Linked DNA regions of Homo sapiens: region 1 is linked to region 2. A link is a loop called in an ENCODE intact Hi-C map of the cell type or tissue named here. Cell type or tissue: Caco-2. All regions are shown on one strand. Links, peaks and the distances in the headings refer to the core of each region. The heading gives the core; the rest is flanking DNA. Region 1 holds the start of LOC105375157 (a long non-coding RNA gene). Region 2 overlaps LOC105375161 (a long non-coding RNA gene).

Region 1 (2,923 bases), core at 114-2,613, 1.1 Mb after region 2:
CATTCTCCACATCATTTTCAGGTACATCAATCAAATGTAGATTTGGTCTTTTCACATAGTCCCATATTTCTTGGAGGCTTTGTTCATTTCTTTTTATTCCTTTTCTGTAAACTTCTCTTCTCGCTTTATTTCATTAATTTGATCTGCAATCACTGATACCCTTTCTTCCACTTGATCAAATCAGCTATTGAAGCTTGTGCACGCGTCACATAGTTCTCATGCCATGGTTTTCAGCTCCATCAGGTCATTTAAGGTCTTCTCTACACTGTTTATTCTAGTTAGCCATTCATCTAATCTTTTTTTCAAGGTTTTTAACTTCCTTGCGATGGGTTCGAACATCCTCCTTTAGCTCGGAGAAGTTTGTTATACCGACCTTCTGAAGCCTACTTCTGTCAGCTCGTCAATCTCAGACTGCTGCGCTAGGAGTGAGCAAGGCTACATGGGTGTGGGACCTGCTGAGCCAGGTGCAGAATATAATCTCCTGGTGTGCCATTTGCTAAGACCAATAGAAAAGCACAGTATTAGGGTGGGAGTGTCCTGATTTTCCAGGTACATGGCTTCCCTTGCCTAGGAAAGGGAAATCCCCTGATCCCTTGTGCTTCCCGGGTGAGGTGACACCCCACCCTGCTTTGGCTCACCCTCCGTGGGCTGCACCCACTGTCCAACCACCAATGAGATGAATCAGGTACCGCAGTTGGAAATGCAGAAATCACCTGTCTTCTACGTCATTCACACTGGGAGCTGCAGACTGGAGCTGTTCCTGTTCGGCCATCTTGGAATGGAATCTGGAGATCTTTTTATCATTGAGCATAAGGTTCTAGAAGCTGGATTTTACAATTTTCCACTCAGATCTACTTAATCAGATTATCTCAAGGTAAGGTCTTTAGAAACTAATAGAACAAGAAGTAACTGGAAATCACTGACTGAAGCTGTCAGAAGTTGGTGCAGGATAAATTTCAAGTCACTGATAAGATGGAATGTAGGTGATAATACTAAAGAAGACAGAAGACGGAAACTTGGAGAAAAGCCTATATTTTCAGGTTCACAGAATTTTTAAAAACCAGATTGCTTTGTACAATTCTTTAATTGTTGGGAGGGAGTCAGAAGAGATGGTGCCAGGTACAGGTGCGTTTACTCTGGCAGGGGAGACTGCTTCTCTACTATGCTTACAATCCAGGCCAGTATGAATCCATATTGTGATCTTTGTCTACAGAACTAAAAGAGGGCTTGGACAGAGGTGGAGGAAGAAGGAGTTGCAACTGCTCAGCTGTATTGACAGCAGGACTGTATGTAGGTCTTACTTTCACTTGTAGTGAATGTAGGTCATCCCTAGCACAGAAGGTTGTGTTGCGAAAAGCAAAACAAGCTTTCAGGGAAGATTCAAGATAGGAGTGGTAAGTGCGCCCTCTTTAGGTTGTGCAGGATCAAAGGAAGAATCAAACAGGACTGCAGATCTCATAGTTTCTACCACTAGTTCCAAACCGGGCAATTGATAAGCGTTTAGAAAAGATTTATAGAATGAATAAATGAGCAAATTAAGTGTGCCTTAGAATCTTTGTGCCTCATTTTTCTTACTGGGTTGTTCTGGGGAGAATGAATGAAGTTGCTGTAGCTGTAATATGAATAATTGTTAGATAAAATAGTACTTTATTGATATATGATTACTTTTACTTTTTAGGTTTCTGAAGATCACAGAACTTAACTAAAACAACATATTTGTCATAAGCAATTAAGATTTAAGCATTACTCTAGACTACGGAATTCTTTTTGGTGTAAAGCAGGTAAACTGAGCAATGATGCAGCATAGTTTCTGATCTAGTGAAGAGAAAGATAAAATCGCTGGCTATCTGCAAGTAATTTAATGACCAAACTGAGATCTAAATTTGACATTTGAAAAAAAAATTAGAATTTCTCTAAAAACCAACATATGTTAAATAAATGAATGCAAGGCAGTTAGTTTACAGGGTTTTTTTTTTAGTTTCTCGCATTTATCAATTATCCTCAAAACTGTCCTCTAGGGAAAGCAAGATCTGTGCGATTTACCATTATTTTATAAATGAGGAAACTGAGGCTTAGTTAGGTTAAGAGATTTACTTGCTGAAGATTACTAAACTAGTAATTTTTGGATCTGTAACTTGGCTTACTTCAGGTAAAAGCTCTGTCCTGATTACACACTGACCCGCTTTGGGATGTGGAATGCAGGTAACTCATCATGAGTCAAGGAAGGAAGAAGATTCTTTCAGAAAGTTTCAACTATGACAGATGAAGGCAGAAAAAAAAATATGGAAGGTCAACATATTCTTGTTTTGAAAGTACATTTCCTGTTTTTAGCACAATTATCCCTTAGTATGCTTCATTTATCATAAAGATGTAATGTTAAAGGATTAATAACTAACAGTCTGGAATCTTTGAGAATCGGCAGCAAATTGATGACATACTCAATCCAGAAGAATGTTATGGTCTTAAGGCATCCAGATGTAGTTTCAAAATCAGGGAATGAAATAAAGTCTAAAGTTTAACACTCACAAGAGAAATAACTGATGTTGGGGACTGTCATGCTATCTTCTATTTAAAGGTAACTGCCTAGTAGTAGAAAATGTGATTATCTTTTTTTTTTTTTTTTTTTTTTTTTTTTGAGACACCGTTTGGCTCTGTCGCCCAGGCTGGAGTGTAGTGGTGCAATCTCAGCTCACTGCAACTTCTGCCTCCTGGGTTCAAGCAATTGCTTTGCCTCAGCCTCCTGAGTAGCTGGGACTACAGGCGCGCACTGCCATGCCCGGCTAATTTTTGTTTGTGTTTTAGTAGAGACAGGGTTTCACCGTGTTGCCCAGGCTGGTTTCCAACGCTTGAGCTCAGGCAATCTGCCCACCTTGGTCTCCCAAAGTGCTAGGATTACAGGTGTGAGCCAACACACCTGGCCAAA
Region 2 (2,923 bases), core at 180-2,679:
TGGAGAAATGCAACTTCAACTCTCATAAGGACTTTGTAACAGAACTGTATACGTATCTTTCCCCCAGTTTAAGATATAAACTTATGGCTGATCTAAACATTCACACACAGACACACAGACACACACACACGTCGTTTCTCTGTGTCTGCCTCTATAGCGCTCTCATTCTCTTTCCTGTATACATACATGCACACATACACACATATACATATATAAGTGAATATAGTGTGTATTCTACATACATACACGTTTTTGACTATCAGATAAATATCTATGACTTCACAAAATTTGGATTTATGAGGTTGTTAAAAGGAACCACAGGACAACATTGGAGTAAGGAGAGAAAAGAAAGACATTAGTGTGAAATCAATGTCACAAATCACAACACTGGAGTGCAGTCAAGAAAGTTGTGTATGAAACTTGTTAATCCGTCTTCTCCCTGGAAAGCTTTACTTTTTCTGAGAGAACTTAATATCACCTAGGAATTATTATATTTTTCCGCAGTCTCCCCTGTTAACTAATTCCCTTGTTGCACACATAGAGGTACAACAGTTTAATAAAACAAAGAGTGACTTGACATTGCCAGCACAGGGTTGTTTGTGTTCACCTGTGACATTTACAAGTGAAGACATACAGAACCTTCTTTTGTTTCCTGGATAATCGTTCAGGTGTTAAAGAAGTTGATTCAGTTTTAAATGGCATGATTTTCTCAAGCCTTGGAAAAATAATTGATGGATTTTCTTCTTTTTTCATAGCTCAAGTATACAAACTGCAAAGTCATGTCTAACTGTTTAATTTTACAAGACTGGAAAATATTGAATTTAAAGCTTAGGCTTTAGTTTAGGTTTATTCCTGGTGTTCAACACTGTCTAAACTTTCACAGGCAAATCGGAAATGAAACACAATTGAAAGTAAACCATGCTTTTTCTGCCTGAAAGGGGCCTTAATATTTCATTTTATGTTTTCAAATGGAATCTAATGAGAACGTGATTTTATACAGATACCTTGTGTCAATTATTCCTTGTATTCCTTCTAAAGCGATCTGTGCATTCAACTTGAAGCTTCATTAAGGATCAAGCCAAGTAGTCTTTAAAAAGTACAGGGTTTTGGTGATAGACAGATGGTGGCTTTCATGATGTCAGGAAGTGTCAGATATTATCGTTGGCTGCGGGATGGTGGCTACTATCCAAACAGATTGGGAAACAGACAGAAAGAGCAAGAACACCATTTGTTTTATTTAGATACATTGTGAACAGAAGGAAGCAAGACAGAGCATACTTTTACACATCTTTTTTCCACTCCTTGTGAAAACAGTTTAGGATTTGTTATGTTATATTAGCCCTTTCATTATGCAAAAACATGTGAAAGCCAGAGACACTGGTAAAAGAATTTGTCTCATTGTGATTTTCTATGAAGTTTGTTTATTTTTATTCTTACAGAACATGGTTTTTTAAAAAATTTCCTTTCATTGGCAATATTGAGTGCTAGAAACAGAGGGAGCTGAGATGTTGCCCTTTAGAAGTGCTATACTGTTAAGAGAGTATGAAGTGAGTATTGACTTCATGATCCAGAATGAGGGCTTCTCAGAGAACCTTATCAAAGATTCAGTTCCAAAACTGAACTTGCTTGTTTGTGATGAAGCTTAGTTATTTCTGTAAGGATTTAATTCACATTGGCAGCCAGAGGGCAGCATCAGCTCCAGACAAATATGCTGGTCCAGTTACATGAGCAAAGCTGAGTATTTACTCAGCAGTAGACGTAGGCATCAGGGCACTGTAGCATATTGGTGGGGGCCTTCCTAATCTTCATTTAAAAGAAAGTGAAAATTTGCTAGCATATTCAATAGATAAAACACCTTCAAACTTTGCTTTCTGAGAGTTACTTATATTTACCTGTTACCATAATCTTCTACTTTATCCCATAAGAGGTAACCAAATTTTTGACATTTTGATGTATCAGAGATCTGGTGCCACAATCTGCTGTACAATTGTGTCCCCAAACCAGAGTGAATATATTGGAAATGTGGTTCCTAATGCAGCTCCCATATATTTGAATGTGAGGGGCCAAACTAAATAAGGAAGAACACGTTGCTCATAAAAACCAGTAGTATGGTGTTATATAGAATGCAAATATTTAGGACCCGGAAGGACTTTGGAAGAACATTTTAGATTAGTGGTTTTCACCCAGTGCTTCAGAAAGTTCCAAAGTTTCATGCAGGCCCTTTATGGGCTGTGCTAGAGGGTGAGTAAAAGGTCAAGACTCCACTCCACTATCTCGGCTTCATCTCAACAGCTGTGTCAGTGATGTGGCTTTCCAGCCTAGGGACAAACAAGGATTGGAATCTTGGCTTAAGAGATGAGCATTCCTGTAGTAGAAAAGTGTAAAGCATTTGGCTGGGGCTGAGTTGGCATGACTGTATTTTAATTGCTCCCTAAGTTCAAACAGGAGTCAAATTCCAGAATGAGGTTTGGGATAACTATGTTACAAGGTAGAATAACCTTCCTCTCACCTCCTTCCACACCCCACTGATATTTGAGGCCTGAACATGATCAATATACCCAGAGGCTTTAAAGAGAAAGGAGAGCCTGAAAAAAAGTAATCTTAGCCCCTTCCTAGGACCCCCTAAAATTGCACAAGGCTGTACTTCAGTCAATGCTGTCTAAAGCACTACAGGCACCTCTTTTGTAAATGAGCTACTCCACAGCAGCATAAGAAATATTGTGAATTATTTACTGGGGGAGTCTTGAAATCACAATATACATACTGAATAATAACTAATAGTTTAATCATGTGTTCATTAAAAGGCAAAACAAAACTCTCACTTTCCTTTGGTTTTTGAGACAAGCCCATATATAAAGGGGAGAACATCCTGAGACACCTGGTGGAAAGCTGGTCTCTGGATTGTGGGAGGGACTGAAGTAGA

The links. Hi-C counts contacts between places; a loop is a spot of excess contacts. Peaks named below come from ENCODE experiments on the same cell type or tissue, not always from the same donor. Only the 100,000 strongest peaks of a DNase experiment are listed, where the experiment ranks them.
Region 1: a loop joins it to region 2, with 4 times the contacts of the local background. A loop is called at or near these places in 2 of 110 quality-filtered maps.

Annotation. Positions count from the first base shown.
Region 1 is chr7:12,673,527-12,676,449 of GRCh38, reverse strand. LOC105375157 (a long non-coding RNA gene) reads left to right here and starts at 860. Exons shown (of 3, transcript XR_927043.2): 1 at 860-1,040; 2 at 1,679-1,781; 3 at 2,150-2,414. RefSeq lists an enhancer at 167-1,366. In Caco-2, for the core only: CTCF peaks have their summits at 1,178 and 1,381; a DNase peak (open chromatin) is centred at 1,349.
Region 2 is chr7:13,741,693-13,744,615 of GRCh38, reverse strand. The region is part of intron 3 of LOC105375161 (a long non-coding RNA gene); the gene reads right to left. Among named protein-coding and RNA genes, the nearest start is that of ETV1, 250 kb to the left of the region's middle. In Caco-2, for the core only: a CTCF peak has its summit at 1,707; DNase peaks (open chromatin) are centred at 1,705 and 2,315.